Linked DNA regions of Homo sapiens: region 2 is linked to region 1. A link is an interaction called in ENCODE POLR2A ChIA-PET data of the cell type or tissue named here. Cell type or tissue: GM12878. All regions are shown on one strand. Each heading gives the region's core, and the rest is flanking DNA. Links, peaks and the distances in the headings are about the cores only. Region 1 overlaps FLYWCH1 (FLYWCH-type zinc finger 1). Region 2 overlaps ABCA3 (ATP binding cassette subfamily A member 3).

Evidence for each region. Peaks named below come from ENCODE experiments on the same cell type or tissue, not always from the same donor. Only the 100,000 strongest peaks of a DNase experiment are listed, where the experiment ranks them.
Region 2: POLR2A ChIA-PET joins it to region 1 with 7 read pairs; 2 of 35 experiments call an interaction of 5 or more read pairs at or near these places.

What each region holds. Positions count from the first base shown.
Region 1 is chr16:2,925,278-2,935,581 of GRCh38, forward strand. It overlaps FLYWCH1 (FLYWCH-type zinc finger 1), which reads left to right. Exons shown (of 10, transcript NM_001308068.2): 3 at 4,336-4,733; 4 at 5,133-5,603; 5 at 7,853-8,305; 6 at 8,439-8,702. The coding sequence starts at 4,409. Among named protein-coding and RNA genes, the nearest start is that of FLYWCH1, 18 kb to the left of the region's middle. RefSeq lists enhancers at 1-218, 2,873-3,382. In GM12878, for the core only: no CTCF peak of the experiment used is centred there; no DNase peak of the experiment used is centred there.
Region 2 is chr16:2,289,099-2,297,970 of GRCh38, forward strand. ABCA3 (ATP binding cassette subfamily A member 3) reads right to left here. Exons shown (of 33, transcript NM_001089.3): 16 at 8,668-8,823; 17 at 8,231-8,441; 18 at 6,492-6,642; 19 at 3,042-3,140; 20 at 336-522. Among named protein-coding and RNA genes, the nearest start is that of MIR4717, 19 kb to the left of the region's middle. In GM12878, for the core only: CTCF peaks have their summits at 6,200 and 7,681 (motif pointing right); a DNase peak (open chromatin) is centred at 6,113.

The sequences.
Region 1 (10,304 bases), core at 5,189-10,188:
ACCTGGGCTGGGGGGACCCCGGGAGGGTGCAGGGTCAAGGAACTGCCACGTCCATCGTCCATCCATTCCCATACATCCCGGTTCATGCTGTCCTGCCTCGTCCTGCCCTCATCCTCATCCTTCCTGGTTTAGCCTCACCCGGTCCCACCCGGTCCCACCCAGTGCCATTCAGTCCCACTCAGTCCCACTCATCCCCATTCATCCCTGGAGCTCAGAGCGAGGGAGCGGGAGGGGCGGGCTGCCGGTAGAAGGACTTGTGCCCAGGCCAATCAGCGCGCGCGGGGTAGGGGGAGTTGCGGGGGGAGGGGGGTACGGGGCTTTCCGCCCTAACCTTTTCCTGCCTGGAGCCGCTCTGCTCGAGAGGCGCCTGCGAAGTCAGCTGGGGTTGCCCCTGCACCTCGTGTCACCCTGTGGGGCGGCATGAGTAGGCCCAGAAGGACGGCATGGAGGAACAGGCTGGGCCGGGGCTGGGGGAGGTGTGGTGGGACTGGCCCTCCTGGTACCTGTGATTTCCTGGGGACCGGGCCTTAATGGAGTTAAGGAGCCGCTCCCCTCTGCGTTGTCTCCGGAGCCGACCAGGCCTTCGGGAGTGGAATGTGGGGCCCCAGGCCAGGGAACTTTGGATCAAAGTGGGAGACCAGTGGGAACTGGAGCTGCAGCATGTGAGGTGGGGGTGAGGACGCTGAAAATGTCAGGGACTGCAGTCTCGATTCCAGGCTGAGAGGTGGGAAAGACCCCACCATCTGCCCACACTCAGTTGCCCCAAAAAAGCCCCACCCCACACCATGACTGCCACTGACTGCCCCCAGGTCCCTGCCCCATTCCCCATTATTTGCCCTTTCTGCCTCTCCAGGCTGGAACCCGTGGTGACCACGGGATTAAGTTAGAGCCTGTACAGAAAATCTAACTATGCTATTTCAAACAATAGAACAATTCTGCCCATGGTTTCCAGAACAAGGAACTTTAGATCTAAAGGATTGGGAAAAAATTGGCAAAGAATTAAAACAAGCAAATAGGGAAGGTAAAATCATCCCACTTACAGTATGGAATGATTGGGCCATTATTAAAGCAGCTTTAGAACCGTTTCAAACAGGAGAAGATAGCGTTTCAGTTTCTGATGCCCCTGAAAGCTATGTAATAGATTGTGAAGAAGACAAAGGGACAGAATTCCAGAAAGGAATGGAAAGTTCACATTGTAAGTATGTAGCAGAGTCTGTAATCGCTCGGTCAATGCAAAATGTTGACTTAAACAAGTAAGGGTTATTTGCCTCAGGGCCTGGGAAAAAAATTCATGGACCCAGGAACCACCTGCCCGTCTTTTAATTCAATTAGACAAGGCTCTAAAGAGCCCTACCCTGACTTTGTGGCAAGATTGCACGGTGCCGCTCCAAAATCTATTACAGATGATAACACCCAAAAGGTTATTGTAGAATTAATGGCCTATGAAAATGCAAATCCGGAATGTCAATTGGCCATAAAGCCATGTTGACTACAATCAATTACAGGAGGTAACATATCCTGAATCATCAAAATTGGGGGGAAAAGTGGGGCCATCAGAGTCTAAACCACAATGGCCAACTCCTCCTCCCGTGGTTCAGATACCTGTAACATTACAACCTCAAATGCAGGTTAGACAAGTACAAACCCCAAGAGAATATCAAATAGAAAAGGATAGTCTCTATCTCGGCAATGCCAATCCAGATACAGTATCCACAATATCAGCCAGTAGAAAATAAAACCCAACCGCCATTAGCTTATCAATACTGGCTGCCAGCCGAGCTTCAGTATTGGCTGCCTCCAGAGGTCCAATACAGACCTCAAGTGGTGTGTGCCATGCCAAATTGCACGGCATCGTACAAGCAACCCATGGCGGTGGTGTTTAATACGTCAGCACCACAGGGCGCGGCGCTGTGTCCTCAGCCGCCCACTATGAGACTTAATCCAACAGCACCACCTAGTGGACAAGGTAGCACACTGCACGCGATCATTGATGAAGCTAGAAAACAGGGAGATCTTGAGGCGTGGCAGTTCCTGGTAATTTTACAATCGGTACCGGCCGGGGAAGGGGCTCCAGCAGGAGCACCTGCGGTGGCTAATGCTAGATATGAACGCTTCACCATGAAAATGTTAAAAGACATGAAGGAAGGAGTTAAACAATATGGACCCAACTCACCTTCTATGAGAACATTATTAGATTCCATTGCTCCAGCAGGAGTTGATGTAGTTACAGAATATGTGAAGGCTTGTAATGGGATTGGAGGAGCCATGCATAAAGCTATCCTAATGGCTCAAGCAATGACTGGGGTTGCTTTAGGAGGACAAGTTAGAACATTTGGGGGGAAATGTTATAATTGTGGCCAAATTGGTCGTCTAAAAAAGAATTCCCCGGCTGGCTCAGTCAGTAGATCATGAGACTCTTAATCTCAGGGTCGTGGGTTCACGCCCCACACTGGGCGCCAGGTGAAGGAGGCCTGCCGCTCCACACCTATGGATATTTCTCGTCAGGTGGAGATGAGACTGATAAAAGAAATAAGACACAGAGACAAAGTATATAGAAAACAGTGGGCCCAGGAGATGGGCACTCTATGTGCGAGGACCCGCACTGGCGCTGGTCTCTGAGTTCCCTCAGTATTTATTGATGACTATTTTTACTATCTTGGCAAGGGGAGTGTGGCAGGGCAACAGGGTGATGGTGGGGAGAAGGTCAGCAGGGAAACATGTGAGCAAAGGAATCTGTATCATGAAGAAGTTCAAGGAAAGGTACTGTGTCTGGATGTGCATGTAGGCCAGATTTGTGTTTCACTTCACACAAACATCTCAGTGTAGCAAAGAGTAACAGAGCAGTATTGCTGCCAGCGTATCTTGCCTCCAGCCACAGGGTGGTTTTCTCCTATCTCAGAATAGAACGAATGGTCGGCTTTACACTGAGACATGCCATTCCCAGGGACGAGCAGGGGACAGAAAGCTTCCTCTTACCTCAACAGCAAAGAGGTTTCCCTCTTTCACTCCTCCTCCTCAGCACAGACCCTTCACAGGTGTCAGGCTGGGGGATGGTAAGGTCTTTCCTTTCCCATGAGGCCATATCTCAGGCTGTCTCAGTGGGGGGAAACCTTGGACAATACCTAGGCTTTCTTGGGCGGAGCTCCCTGTGGCTTTCCACAGTGCATTGTGTCCCTGGTTAATGGAGAATGGCAGTGACTTTTACCAGGCATACTGTCTGCAAACATATTGTTAACAAGGCACATCCTGCACAGCCTTAAATCCATTAAACCTTGATTCAGTACAGCACATGTTTCTGTGAGCACAGGGTTGGGGTTAAAGTTACAGATTAACAGCATCACAAAGCAGAGCAATTTTTCTTCGTACAGATCAAAATGGAGTTTCTTATGTCTTCCTTTCCTACATAGACACAGTAACAATATGATCTCTCTCTCTTTTCCCCACACAAAAAGCCCCACCCCACACCATGACTGCCACTGACTGCCCCCAGGCCCCCACCCCAGCCCTGTGCTGGTTCCCCATTATCTGACCTTTCTGCCTCTCCAGGCTGGAACCCGTGGTGACCTCAGAATTCTCCAGACACCACCACAGCCCCGTCCCCGACCAGCCGAGGCAGCCACAGCAACAGCTCCGGCACAAGGTGGCTGCCACTGTGGGGCCCTGGTATCTCCTGAAGTGGGGGTGGCCTGGGGCCTCCAGGCTAGGATAGGGACTGGGTCTGCCTGAGCCCAGAAAGGGCTTTCTGCCTCCCAGGCCGTGATGTGGTGCCGTCCTCTGGAAAGGGCTCTGCGTACCAGGCCCACATGCCTGAGACAGGTGCCTGGCGTCCTGGTGAAGCACATGGTTTCCAAAAAGGTCCTGACAAGTCCCTGGGCATCTGAGCAGAAACGGGTCTCAGCTTCCCGCCTCTTCAGCCTCAAGTGTATCACAGGTGTCTGTGCCTCACTATCCTCGTCTATAACTGGGTCAATAAGAACGTTCTGCCGTCATAATGTAGGGACTGGAGGGGGGACTGGAAACGCGGGTGGAAACCCTTCGTCCGTGCTCAGCATGTGGCTGAGCTCTTAGTCCATTAGTCACTCTGATGGCCCCTTGTGGAGGGTGTTTATTGTGCACATTTTCCAGATGGGGAAAGTGGGGTTGGATGGGGCTGACGTACCTAAGGCTGCCAGGAGAGGAACTGGCAGAGCAGAAGCCTAGTTCCATCAGGCCCCCGGCCAGTCTTGGCCCCAGCGAGCAGTGAGGCAGCCCCATCTGCCCCACCTCCCTCCCAGATCCACGTCTAGAGTCCCCCAAGGGCTTCCACCACTGACGGGATTTTGCTTCCTTCCTTAGGACGGAACCACTGCACTCCAGGTTCCTTGCTGGGTGCTGAGCGTGGCCTGAGGGACAGGCCCTGGGTCCCGGGATGCCCCTGCCCGAGCCCAGCGAGCAGGAGGGCGAGAGTGTGAAGGCCGGCCAGGAGCCATCCCCCAAGCCAGGCACGGACGTCATCCCGGCAGCCCCCAGGAAGCCCAGGGAGTTCTCCAAACTGGTGCTGCTCACAGCCTCCGACCAAGATGAGGATGGGGTGGGATCCAAGCCCCAGGAAGTGCACTGCGTCCTGTCCCTGGAGATGGCTGGCCCCGCCACCCTCGCCAGCACCTTGCAGATCCTGCCAGTTGAGGAGCAGGGAGGGGTGGTCCAGCCAGCCCTAGAGATGCCTGAACAGAAGTGCAGCAAGCTGGATGCAGGTGAGGTGTGGCTTCCCGCCCCTGCCCAGCCACCCCGTGGGTTCCAGCGCTCCCAGCAGGCCCTGTACACCCTGCTTCAAGCATAGTGTCTTGTCCTTGCTCCAAGCTCAGCCTCTTGGTCTCTGATCCTGAGCGTGTCCGAGGCTGGTGGGATGATCACAGTCAGGTACCAGGAGCTCCTGGGAGTTGCAGTGACGTGCAGAATTCCTTCAGCTCCCTAAAAACATCCACTACCACCCCCAAAATAAAAACCAGCCCTGAGAGTCTGGGCTTCTTGCTTGGGAGCAGGAGGAGAAGGCACCTGCCATACTCAGGATCCCCACGCCCTCCCTGGCTCTCTGTGCCTGCGACCCTGAGCTTTGCTCTAGCTTAGCTAACCTAGCCTTCCCGTTCCCCCAGCAGCCCCTCAGTCCCTGGAGTTCCTGAGGACACCATTCGGGGGCCGCCTCCTGGTGCTGGAGTCCTTCCTGTACAAGCAGGAGAAGGCAGTGGGGGACAAGGTGTACTGGAAGTGCCGCCAACATGCTGAGCTGGGCTGCCGGGGCCGGGCCATCACCCGAGGCCTGCGGGCCACAGTGATGCGGGGCCACTGCCACGCGCCCGATGAGCAAGGCCTGGAGGCCCGGCGCCAGAGGGAGAAACTGCCCAGCCTGGCCCTGCCAGAGGGCTTGGGAGAGCCCCAGGGTCCTGAGGGCCCTGGAGGCCGAGTGGAGGAGCCCCTGGAGGGGGTGGGCCCGTGGCAGTGCCCTGAGGAGCCCGAGCCCACTCCTGGGCTGGTGCTGAGCAAGCCGGCCCTGGAGGAGGAGGAGGCACCCCGAGCCCTGTCACTGCTGAGCCTGCCGCCCAAGAAGCGCTCGATCCTGGGGCTGGGTGAGTACAATCCACTCCCCTGCTGCGTCCACTCGGGGCAGGGGACCCGAGGGCCCTTCCTCAGCCCAAATAGAAATGTGGGGTCCCACAGGGTCTTTTAAAATGTACTCAAAGCTAAAATGACTTTTAAAAATATAAATGTGGCCGGGCACAGTGGCTCACGCCTATAATCCCAGCACTTTGGGAGGCCAAGGCGGACGGATCATGAGGTCAGGAGTTCGAGATCAGCCTGATCAACTTGGTGAAACCCTGTCTCTACTAAAAATACAACACTTAGCCGGGCATGCTGGTGCGCACCTGTAATCCCAGCTACTCAGGAGACTGAGGCAGGAGAATCGCTTGAACCCAGGAGGCAGAGGTTGCAGTAAGCCCAGATCGCTCCACTGTATTCCAGCCTGGTGACTGGAGCGAGACTCCATCTCAGTAAAAAAAAAAAAAAAAAAAAAAAAATACATAAATGTGGGCTGGGCACAGTGTTCATGCCTATAATCCTAGCACTTTGGGAGGCTGGGGCAGGAGGATCACTTGAGCCGAGGAGTTCAAGACCAGCCTGGCCAATATAGTGAGACCCCATATCTACAAAAAATCAGCCAGCTGTTGTGGTGTGTGCCTGTGGTCTCAGCCACTTGGGAGACTGAGGTGGGAGGATCACTTAAGCTAGGGAGATTGAGGCTGCAGTGAGCCGGGATCACGCCACTGCCCTCCAGCCTGGACAAGAGACCTGGACCCTGTCTCAAAAAAAAAAATCAGAATTTTATCTGGTTCCCATGCAATTCTAGTGTCCATTAAGTTCAGGAAAGACACCTAGGCCTGCTGCAGTGATTCATGCCTGTAATCTCAGCACTTTCGGAGGCTGAGGTGGGCGGATCATGAGGTCAGGAGTTCAAGACCAGCCTGGCCAACATAGTGAAACCCTGTCTCTACTAAAGATACAAAAAACTAGCCTGGCGAGGCTGGGCGCTTTGGCTCACGCCTGTAATCCCAGCACTTTGGGAGGTCGAGGTGGGCGGATCACGAGGTCAGGAGATTGAGACCATCCTGGCTAACACAGTGAAACCCTGTCTCTACTAAAAAAATACAAAAAAAGATTAGCCAGGCGTGGTAGCGGGCGCCTGTAGTCCCAGCTACTCGGGAGGCTGAGGCAGGAGAATGGCGTGAACCCGGGAGGCGGAGCTTGCCGTGGGCCAAGATCGTGCCACCGCACTCCAGCCTGGGCAAAAGAGCAAGACTCTGTCTCAAAAAAAAAAAAAAAAAATTAGCTGGGCGTGGAGGCGCCTGCAATCCCAGTTACTCGGGAGGCTAAGGCAGAATTGCTTGGAGGCGGAGGTTGCAGTGAGCCAAGATCGAGCCATTGTACTCCAGCCTGGGCGACGTGGCAGGACCCTGTCTCAAAAAAAAAAAAAAAAAAAAAAAAAAGATGGCTGGTGGGAGAGTCTTGGGTTTTGGGTCCTAGGTTCAACTTTCAGCCCTCCCTGATGGTAGCTCTGTAGCCTCAGAAAATTGGCTTAATTTCTGGAGTTTCAGGAGCTTTATCCTAAGGTGGCTGTGATAACCTGGATTGTTGTGTAAATTGCACATTTGGGGCTTGGCAAGTGGCAGATGGGAGTTCTGGCTGTTTTATTACCAGTAACTGGGACATGGGCTTGGGTTCGAGGAGGCCACGTGGCTCCTGACACAGCCTTAAGGATCTGAGGTGGCCCCTGCCCTGGGCACCTGGGGTGGGAAGGGAGGTGCAGGGAACAGGGAGACTTATTTTTCACTGTGATCTTTTCGAACCATTTGAATGTATTATACCTTGTGTGTTTTATTCAAAAATGGGTAGATTTGTTAAACAAAACCTAAAAAAAATATGAGCAGGAGTGACAGAAAACAGAGACCACTGAGTCTGAGTCCAGGTTGGCCCCTCCCGGTGTAACCTTGATGCAACATTGAGCAGGCCTGAGCTGGGGTGACCTCACTGACAGCTAGGAGAGGAATGAGACTCTCCTCTGGGTCACTCGGTGGTAGGGGTGAGCTGGGGTGGCCTCACTGACCGCTAGGAGAGGAATGAGACTCTCCTCCGGGTCGCTTGGTGGTAGGGGTTCAGTGGGAATGGGTTTGGGGCCTCTGACATATCTGGCTCAGGAAGCCAGGGTAAATTTCAGCCTTAAAGGAGAAAGGCTCGTGTCAGCCCCCACAGTCTGCAGGGGCTGTCCCTCCTGGGCTCCTCTCCACCCCTGGTGATGTGACCACTTGGGTCTCTCCTCTAGGACAGGCCCGGCCCCTCGAGTTCCTGAGGACGTGCTACGGGGGCAGCTTCCTGGTACACGAGTCGTTCCTCTACAAGCGGGAGAAGGCTGTCGGGGACAAGGTGTATTGGACCTGCCGGGACCACGCGCTGCACGGCTGCCGGAGCCGGGCCATCACCCAGGGACAGCGGGTGACTGTGATGCGTGGGCACTGCCACCAGCCCGATATGGAGGGCCTGGAAGCCCGGCGGCAGCAGGAGAAGGCCGTGGAGACGCTGCAGGCTGGGCAGGACGGCCCTGGGAGCCAAGTGGACACGCTGCTCCGAGGCGTGGATAGTTTGCTCTACCGCAGGGGTCCGGGTCCCCTGACTCTCACCAGGCCTCGGCCCAGAAAGCGAGCAAAGGTCGAAGACCAGGAGCTGCCAACCCAGCCCGAGGCCCCAGACGAGCACCAGGACATGGACGCAGACCCGGGTGAGCTGCCTTCCTTTGGGGCTCACCGGCCCTGCCTTGACTCTTGCCTCCAGAGGTCCAGGGAGGGAAGGGGGTGCGATCAGGCCTACCCAGCCCCTGTCCCCTCCCCTGACTGCCTCTTGAACCTCCCCAGGAGGCCCTGAGTTCCTGAAGACGCCCCTGGGGGGCAGCTTCCTGGTGTACGAGTCCTTCCTCTACCGGCGGGAGAAGGCGGCTGGGGAGAAGGTGTATTGGACCTGCCGGGACCAGGCCCGCATGGGCTGCCGCAGCCGCGCCATCACCCAGGGCCGACGGGTGACTGTCATGCGTGGTCACTGCCACCCGCCCGACCTGGGAGGCCTGGAGGCCCTGAGGCAGCGGGAGAAACGCCCCAACACGGCGCAGCGGGGGAGCCCAGGTACCTGGGGGTGGGCTGGGAGCTGGGCCCCAGGAAGCAGGCAGGAGCCCCACACTGCCTTTCCCTCTCCATGCTGCGGCTCCCCCTGGCAAACGTCCTCTTCCCTTCTTTGAACATCCTAGAAGGAACTATGGCCCTGGCCTCCTACTCCTTGGCCCCCCTGATGCCGCTTTCAATGGGTCTCACCTTCCTGCTCAGCCCAGCCTCCCCCTTCCAGCCTGACCTGCCCCACAGTAGCAGCAGCAGGGATAGACCTCCCTGCCCTCCTCTTCCTCCGTTTGTCTTAAGAGTTCATAGTAGTAATAGAGGGTGTTGACTGCACATGGTCAGTCTCGTTGCTATGGTGGAAGGCTGTCTTAACGTCTGAGTGGTTAAGGATTGAGGAGGTGATATTTACTTACATGCAGCCGGTTTCTCCTCTCGGCCCGCTGTTCCATAGACACCCATAATGTCCTGAAACGCTGGCCCGAGGAGGGTCCCGGCTGTCTCCATCTTTATCCACACGGTCGGCCCCCCGCAGTGCCTGGTGTTTTGACTTCACAACCACAGTTGCGTAAATGTCCCCATAGCGTCTGGCTGAGGAGCCATTTCATCGTGGCCTCCTCCACTCACCTGCTCTTCCTTCACGCCCCAAGGCGCTGGCCTCTCTTTCCAGTGGCTCTTCCGGATCCTGCAGCTTTTGGGTCATGTGAGTTGCCTCATGGCCCTAAAGTTCTCTCGGACTTGAGAGCTGTGATTGTCTTTCTCTTTTTGTTCCATCTCCAGAGAGACAGTGCTGCGAGGTCCCCGCCTCGTCCTCACCCCCGCTCCTGACCCCACAAGTAACTAAGCAATTGTTTCTTAGGGTCTTGGCTGCCCTATTTCCTAAAATGTGCCTCCACTACTATTAATTGGTTTTTCCATTTCCTTGTCAGCTACTCAGTGCACTTCTTGCACAGGCTTTTTTTTTTTTTTTTTTCTTTGAGACGGAGTCTTGCTTTATCACCCAGGCTGGTGTGCAGTGGCGTGATCTTGGCTCACTGCAACCTCCGCCTCCCGGGTTCAAGCAATTCTCCTGCCTCAGCCTCCTGAGTAGCTGGGATTACAGGCGCCTGCCACCTCGCCCAGCTATTTTTGTATATTTAGCAGAGACAGAGTTTTACCATGTTGGCCAGGCTGGTCTCAAACTCCCAACCTCAGGTGATCTGCCTGCCTCGGCCTCCCAAAGTGCTGGGATTACAGGCGTGAGCCACCATACCCGGCCACGTTTGGTTTCACTTTAGCCTAGAAACCTGCTCGCGGCTGACTGGGGGGTGCTCTGTGGTCCCATCTTCCTAACACAGCTCTGTCTTCTCTGTGGGGTGGCAGCTGCTGCGTTTGTTTGCCTGCTTTTGTGTGTCCAGGTCGACCCCACCTGGATCCGATCATCCACAACCGCAGGTTGCTGGAACCTCCCAGTGCAGCCTGGCCTGGGGGCAGAGGCCGGGCCCAGCTGTCCCTCGGGGTTCACTGTGCTGACTCCCTGCTTCTGGGCCTGCCTTTCTCTTTCTTGGTTTTCTTTATAATTTTGTGGTTTGGAGAAGTCCTGCCTCCCGTCGTTTCCTGGGCCGGTCCCGGGAGGTA
Region 2 (8,872 bases), core at 3,662-8,661, 640 kb before region 1:
CCTCGGTTTCCCATCTGTGAACCGAGTGCATCAACCAACCTCCGTGTCGTTGGCTGCTAGAGAGCCTCATCAACACAGAGCTGGGCACCCGACAAGCTCCTGTTGAGCAGGGTGCTGTGCCTGAGGTAGAGCATGAGAAATTCCAGTTGCTCCATTCAAACGCTTCTCCCTGCCGACCCATGCGGTGTGAGCCGCTGCCCGCCCTCTGCCCGGTGTGCTGACTCTCCCGGACCCTGTTTGCGCCCTCGCAGACTCTCCTCTGCATGGGCTTACATGAGGCGTTTGGGGGCTGCTCGCCCTTCCCCCGCCACCCGCCCACCCACCTGGGCACTCACCCCAGTGTTGAGCTTGACAGCGGTGCGCTCCTCCTCGATGAGGGCTCCAATGCCGTCGGAGGGGTCCATGGCCCCACAGAGGTTGCTGTCCACAGCCCAGTCGCTGGCGCGCCTCTCGTGCTGGTACTGCAGGGCAGGGAGCTGGATGGCCTGGATGTCCATACTGCTGTCCACCAGCTTCCCGACCCTGTGCCGATACACACAGGGACCGGTCAGGACCCAGCTCCCCGGGTGGGTGGAGGGAGGGACTATGGTTAGAGGCACTGAGGGGAGCAGTGTTGCCGCAGTCCTTGGCTTGCTCATGCATCTGCTTATGTGTTTCCTCACTCATCAGTGTCTCCGGCCACCATGCACAGCTAATTTTTGTATTTTTAGTAGACATAGGGTTTCACCATGTTGGCCAGGCTGATCTGGAACTCCTGACCTCAAGTGATCCACCCACCTTGGCCTCTCAAAGTGCTGGGATTACAGGCATGAACCACCAAGGCTGGCAGAGGAGGTGATTTTTTAATATTATGTGAATTACATCACACACACACACACACACACACACACACACACACACACACCCCTTCCTAGAGCTCCCCGCCGATTAGGAAACACAACTGAGGCTGCAGCAGGCAGGAGGCACCCCCCGGCTGGCTTAGCAACATTGTCAGGCCACACTTGGAGCCCGTGTGAGCCCTGTCTGCCTGCTTCTTGCTCCTGTGTGCAGGCTGCCGTGAGGCCTAAGTACCTGCTCCTCTGGCCCTTGGCAGAGCCCTTCTCCCTCACTGGATTCTCCCAGTCCCACTCATCTTTCATGATCTGCTCAGAGACACCAAGTGTTGCCATCTCGTCAGTATTCCCTCTGATTAAAAGCCTTCCTGCCCATGGTCTGAGCTCCGGTGGGCGCTTACCAGCCTGGCTAGCTCTCCCCAGGTCCTAGACAAACCAGGAAAAGCTTCTGATTATTTTTCTCTTGAGACCAGGAGCTCAGAGAGGCCAGGGTCAGGTGTGGGGCCTGGAGCTGAGTCACAGGTGGGCCGTGTGGTGAGTATGAGATGGGGCCAGAGAGGCCTGAGACCTTGAGAGACAAGAGGCCCTGTGGCTGCTGAGACGCAGCAGGATCAACCCGGGTTCTACCCTCAGAGCCGGCTGACTCCAGGCCAGCCCGTGGTTTCTTTCTGTTATGTTCATGCTTCCTTCCTTCCTTCAACCAGGATTCACAGAATCAGTCAGTCAGTGCTCGGTCCTGTGTGGGACACAGGTCAGCGGGCAGTCCCTCCCTCCCTCCGCCGCCTTGCCTGGCCTTTTTCCCTGGGTCTGTTCCTGGACACATGGTCCCCTGCACAGGTGTCCCCAGAGCATGCACCACCATGTCCTGCATGTATGATCACCTATTCTGTCGCCTCCTCTAGGCTGTGGGCTCCCTAAGGAGGAAAACCTATCTCACGTTTTTTTCTTTTTCTTTTGACACAGGGTTTTGCTCTGTCCCCCAGGGTGGAGTGCAGTGGCACAATCTCAGCTCACTGCAACCTCCACTTCCCAGGTTCAATTGATTCTCCTGCCTCAGCCTCCCAAGTAGCTGAGATTACAGGTGTGTGCCACCATGCCCGGCTAATTTTTGTAGTTTTAGTAGAGATGGTGGCTGGGGGTGGTGGCTCACGCCTGTAATCCCAGCACAGATCTTCAGGTGGGTCACCTGAGGTCAGGAGTTCCAGACCAGCATGGCAAAACCCCATCTCTGTTAAAAATACAAAAAAACTAGCTGGGCGTAATGACGTGCGCCTGCAGTCCCAGCTACTGAGGCTGAGGCAGGAGAATCGCTTGAATCTGGGAGGCAGAGGTTGCAGTGAGCTGAGATTGCACCACTGCACTCCAGCCTGGGAGACAGAGTGAGACTCTGTCTCAAAAAAAAAGAGATGGGATTTCACCATGTTGACCAGGCTAGTCTCAAACTCCTTGGCTCAAGTGATCGCCTGCCTCGGCCTCCCAAAGTGCTGGGATGACAGGCGTGAGCCACCACGCCCAGCCCCCATGCAGTTCTGAGGGTCTGGATGAGATAGTTCCCATCTTCATTAACGACACAGGTATCTCCCAAGGACGATCTAAGCCCAAGAAGAGCTGGGCACGCCTCTGACGCCGTGTGCCAGCTAGACCCGTGGCGGGTCTAGGAGGGACCCCAAGGCAGTGCAGGCCCCTCACGTGTGCCGCCGTTTCCCACGCACACCAATGTTGCTGACAGTCACAATCTGCACTTGGGGCTCTGACGGCGGCCACTGCCCGCCCCACCCCAGGCTGTTCCTCCAGCCTCACGTGGGCATTTGAGATCATAACCGAGGTGACTGTTTATCACTGCACTTTTTAGAAGTCCTCGGCTGAGCACGGTGCCTCACGCCTGTAATACCAGCACTTTGGGAGGCCAAGGTGGGCGGATCACCTGAGGTCAGGAGTTTGAGACCAGCCTGACCAACATGGAGAAAACCCATCTCTACTAAAAATACAAAATTAGCTGGGTGTGGTGGCACATGCCTGTAATCCCAGCTACTCGGGAGGCTGAGGCAGGAGAATCTCTTGAACCCAGGAGGCGGAGGTTGCGGTGAGCCGAGATCGCACCACTGCACTCCAGCCTGGGCAACTAGAGTGAAACTCCATCTCAAAAAAAAAAAGTCCTCTGCAGCACGGAGCCCAGTCCTAGGTGGACGGAAATGCGCATTTACTGACCGAAGGAAGACTTCCTCCATGGTGGTGATGGATGCCCCAAAGCTGGCAATGCCCAGCTCTTTCTGCTTCTTCTCCAGTTTAGCAAAGAGACCTTCAAACCTGAAAAACAGACCCAGCATTATGAGTCACTTCTCAGTGACTTTCTAGATAATTTGTTCCTAAAGCATCACCCCCCCTCGGCCAGGCACAGTGCCTCACACCTGTAACCCCAGCACTTTGGGACGCCAAGGCGGGCGGATCACCTGAGATCAGGAGTTCGATACCAGTCTAGTCAACATGGTGAAACCTGTCGCTATTAAAAACATAAAAAATTAGCCACGTGTGGTAGCAGGTGCCTGTAGTCCCAGCTACTCAGAAGGCAGAGGCAGGAGAACACTTGAACCCAGGAGGTGGAGGCTGCAGTGAACCGAGATTGCGCTACTGCACTCCAGCCTGGGTGGCAGAGTGAAACTCTGTCTCAAAAAAATAAATAAATAAATAAAATTAAAAAAATAAGGAGGCCAGGTGCAGTATCTCACACCTGTAATCCTAGCACTTTGGGAGGCCGAGGTGGGCGAATTGCCTGAACTCAGGAGTTCGAGACCAGCCTGAGCAACACGGTGAAACTCTGTCTCTACTAAAATAAATAAAACAAAACAAAACAACAAACAACAACAACAACAAAAACTACCCAGTCATGGCGGCTTGTGCCTGTAATCCCAGCTACTCGGGAGGCTGAGGCAGGAGAATTGCTTGAACCCGGGAGGCGGAGGTTGCGGTGAGCTGAGATCGCACCACTGGACTCCAGCCCGGGCAACAGAGCAAGACTCCGTCTCCAAAAACTAAACTAAACTAAACTAAAATGAATCACCCCCCTAATCCCCCTATAGAATGGGGCAGGGGCCACAGGAGGTTAATTCCTTGAAATACCTTTTTTTTTCTTTTTTTCTTTAGATGGAGTTTTGCTCTGTCACCCAGGCTGCAGTGCAGTGGCACAGTCTCGGCTCACTGCAAGCTCCGCCTCCCAGGTTCATGGCATTCTCCTGCCTCAACCTCCAGAGTAGCTGGGACTATAGGCGCCCGCCACCACACCCAGCTAATTTTTTGTATTTTTAGTAGAGATGGGGTTTCACCGTGTTAGCCAGGATGGTCTTGATCTCCTGACCCTGTGATCCACCTGCCCTGACCTCCCAAAGTGCTGGGATTACAGGCAATGAGCTACCAAGCTACCGTGCCTGGCCAAAATGCCTTTTTTTTTTTTTTTTTTTTTGGAGACAGGGTCTTGGTCTGTCACTCAGGCTGGAGTGCAGTGGTATAATCTCGGCTCACTGAAGCCTTGACCTCCCGGGCTCAAGCAATCCTCTCACCTCAGCCTCCCAAGTGTCTGGGGCTACAGGTGTGCACAACTACACGTGGCTAAGTTTTTTTTTTTTTTTTGAGACTGAGTCTTGCTCTGTCACCCAGGCTGGAGTGCGGTGGCGCGATCTTGGCTCACTGCAAGATCTGCCTCCCGGCTTCATGCCATTCTCTTGCCTCAGCCTCCCGAGTAGCTGGGACTACAGGTGCCCGCCACCACGCCCGGCTAATTTTGTTTTTGTATTTTTAGTAGAGATGGGGTTTCACCATGTTAGCCAGGATGGTCTCGATCTCCTGACCTCGTGATCCACCCGCTTCGGCCTCCAAGTGCTGGGATTACAGGTGTGAGCCACCGTGCCTGGCCATGTGGCTAATTTTTAATTTTTTTGTAGAGATGGGGTCTCACTATGTCGCCCAAGCTGATCTCCTTCTCCTTCTGCCTTGGCTTCTGAAAGTGTTGGGATTACAGGCATGAGCAACCATGCCTGGCTAAAAGTGAGGTTCATATGGTTTGATTCCCTGGTTTTTTCTTTCTTTTTTTTTTTTTGAGATGGAGTCTCCCTCTGTCACCCAGGCTGGAATCCAGGGGTGCAGGGGTGCAGGGGTGTGATTTCGGCTCACTGCAACCTCTGCTCCTGGGTTCAGTGATTCTCCTGCCTCAGCCTCCTGAGTAGCTGGGATTACAGGCACCCACCACCACGCCCGGCTAATTTTTGTATTTTTTTTTTTTTTTAGTAGAGACGAGGTTTCACCGTGTTGGCCAGGATGGTCTCGATCTCCTGACCTCATGGTCCGCCCGCCTTGGCCTCCCAAAGTGCTGGGATTACAGGCGTGCGCCACTATGCACAGCTGCGAAACACTTTCTAAGAATAAAATTAATAGAAGAAGTCACAAGAGAAAGGATGTTGCTACATTAAGTACAAAATCTAGGCCGGGTGCAGTGGCTCACACCTGGAATCCCAGAACTTTGGGAGGCTGAGGCGGAAGGATCACTTAAGCCCAGGAGTTCAAGACCAGCTTGGGCAACATAACAAGACCCCATCTCTACAAAAAAAATAAAAAAACTAGCCGGACATGTTGATACACACCTGTAGTCCCAACTATTCGGGAGGCTGAGGTGGGAGATCACGAGCCCAGGAATTCAAGGCTGCAGTGAGTTGTGATTGCACCACTGCACTCCAGCCTGGGTGACAGAGCAAGACCTTGTTTTTAAAATAAACAAATGTGGCCAGGCATGGTGGCTCATGCCTGACATCTTAGCACTTTGGGAGGCCGAGGTGGGTGGATCACCTGAGGTCAGGAGTTTGAGACCAGCCTGGACAACATGGTAAAACCCCATCTCTACTAAAAATACAAAAATTAGCCGGGTGTGGTGGTGCACGCCTGTAATCCCAGCTACTTGGGAGGCTGAGGCAGGAGAATTGCTTGAACCTGGGAGGCAGAGGTTGCAGTGAGCTGAGATTGTGCCACTGCACTCTGGACTGGGCAGCAGAGTGAGGCTCCATCTCAAAACAAATAATAAATAAATAACAAATAAAATAAATAAATGTAAAATGGAAAAAAATCTGACAAAATCAAACAACAAACTGGAGAAAAGTGCAATAAACTGATATTATCCAGATAATATCCAGACTGATAGATAGTGTCATGGAACACTGGCTTCCCTCCCCTTGCTGGTTCTGCCGTGTGTGTGAGACAGTGATGAGCAGGTGGTAACATCTCCAGCTCTGACACTGAGACCAAATTCACCACCCACATACAAATACAGACTCGGTTTCACGAGTAGTTCTGAGTGCAGCCGCAGCACGTGTTGAGCCTGGTGTCAGAAGGGGGAGTGTGAGCCCTGCATCAGCGCTGAGCACCCTTTTGGTGAGTCAGATACGTGCTTCTCCTTTTCAGGTCCTAATTATGTTTCTCCTTGCTAGGAGGCCTGGCACCTAGGACCCAGCCAAGCAGATTCATCTGGGCTGATGGTGCCCAGGCTGAGGGTCTAAGAGTGCCGACTGGCCAGGCCAGAGAGGGGCAGAGCAGGTGCCTCTGAGCACAAAGCCCTCATGGCCCATGGGGATCCCATCTTGGATGTATACCTGTGCGTGCCCTCCCTGGGAGGCGTACCTGTGCGTGCTCTCTCTGGGAAGGATGAAAGACAGCTCGGCCCCAGCGCTGCTCTCCAGCGTGGCGTTGGGCACGTGGTGGTGGACCAGCTGGGAGATGTCTTCCGGGTTGCAGTGCGGCTCCTTCACCAGCGTCATGTGATAGCCGGCACCTGGAATACAGGGCCACGTGTGAGATCTTTGGCTGATCCCCCAGGTCTCTTCATGCCCACCCCGGGGTCTCTAGGGCTCACACCAGGCAAGCTGGTGGGAAGGAGGCTAGAGAACCGGAGGTGGGCAGCTGAAGCAGAATGAATGTGTCTTGGAGCTCCCTGTGCTGTCCCAAGGGTGTCACCTCCCGCTCCTGCTGGGAAGAGCTGCTGGGGATCTAGGGTGCTGAGCACTGTCAGGGGCACCTGCTGGAAGGTGGGGTCTCCCCCCAGCTATACAAGCACCAGGGAAGGATATCATCAGCAGCGACGGACCACGTGTGAGGGCTTCTGTCTTGTGGGGTTAACACTGATGGTTATGGTGTGGTTCTAGGAAGGGACTGTCAGCAGGAGCAGGAGCAAGAGCTACCGGCTGCAAGACCGCACTGCACGGCACTATCAGAGATGCATCTCACCTCTTTCCCAACGTCACCGTGCAGGAGATGGAATTCCATGTCCTTTTTTTTTTTTTTGAGACAAGTCTCACTCTGTCACCCAGGCTGGAGTGCAGCTGCACAATCTTGGCTCACTGTAACTTCTCCCTCCTTGGTTCAAGTACTTATTCTCCTGCCTCAGCCTCCCCAAGTAGCTGGGATTACAGGCATGCACCACCATACCTGGTTAAGTTTTTGTATTTTAGTAGAGACAGAGTTTTACCATGTTGGCCAGGCTGGTCTTGAACTCCTGACCTCAAGTGATCTGCCTGCCTTGGCCTCCCAAAGTGCTGGGATTATAGGCGGTGAGCCACCACGCCTGGCCCCATGTCCTCTTTAGAGACAAGGATGCCAGGCCCAGGAAGAACAATGGCTCTGCCAACTGGGCAGTGGGGCAGGAAGTGGCTAGTGAAACTCTCAGAGGCCGTGGTGGATGGTTCCTCATCTCCTAACGCCTGCTGTCCTCCCTCTTGGTAACAAAACCCTGGTATCTTGGCTGAGCATGTGGCTGCCCAGGACAAAGGCCATCCCCTCCAGCCTACTGCTGACCACACTGGGTTGCCACTCAGTCACTAGGGGGCAGAAGTGGGACGTGAACTTGGGGGGTGTCCTGAGGGGAGGAGGGCTCCTATGTCTTTGCTCCACCCCGTTGGAATGTGGGGGACGCTGGCACACCCAGATCGTGCTGGACCAGGAGGTGACCTTGAAAGGGAAGCCGTAGTTGCACAGTACAGTCAGAGGTCTGGGCCCAGATCCTGTCAGCCCCTGCTGGCCCTGGCCATGCTGTGAGCTGCTCTCACGTGGGAGCTGCCATGTTGGTGCGTGTGTTGGCCTCTCCAAGGGCAGTGCTGCTCCTAGTGGCACTAGGCTTGGCCTCTGTTCTTCTGGTCATGGCTGAACCACATCCTAACCAAATTGAGACTTTCAGCTCCATTTCCTGCCTCTTCCCTCTCACAAGCCCCCCTGCCTGGTTGGGCTCTCCACCCAGAGGCAACAGACAGGAAGTCTAGAAAAGGCCACCCCTGCCTGATCTGAGGGCCCTTCATGAAGGTAGCAGCCATTCCCTCAGCACGGCAGCCAGGACACCGACCCTGTCGCGGGCTGGCCCCACCGCTCACCGTATTTCTGCTTGAGGAACAGCGAGGACCCGCAGCACTGCAGCTCCCCCTTGGCCATGATGGCGATGCGGTCTCCCAGCAGGTCAGCCTCGTCCATGAAGTGGGTGGTCAGCACGATGGTGCGGTCACTTTTCTGCCGCTGAAGAAGATCCCAGATGGCCCTCCTGGAGATGGCGTCCATGCCCGAGGTGGGCTCGTCCAGTATCAGCACCTGGAGGGAGAGACACAGTCTCGCGACGCTGGTAGAGCCACACCCCGGGCCCAGGCTGGCCTTGCGGTAGGCCCCATCGAGGGGTTCGCGGAGCCGGCTTGAGTCCTCCAAGGATGGTGATGGCCTTGTCTGGGGTGTCAAGGGCCAAGGTGCCCGGGCCATGGCGGAAGGGCCATCCCAGGTCGAGCAGGAGGGGAACCCACTGCCTCCAGTCCCACCGCCACACCTTGGAGCCTGCGATGAGGGCGATGCCGATGGAGAGCTTGCGCCTCATGCCCCCGCTCAGGAAGCGGCTCCGTGAGTTCCACTTGTCCTCCAGGCCGATGATGTGCAGCATCTGCTTGACTTCTTCAGGGCACTTCTGACGTGACAGGCCCTTCAGCTGCAACGACAGGGGACGCAGGGAGATGCAGGGCTCCTGGCGGGAGGCC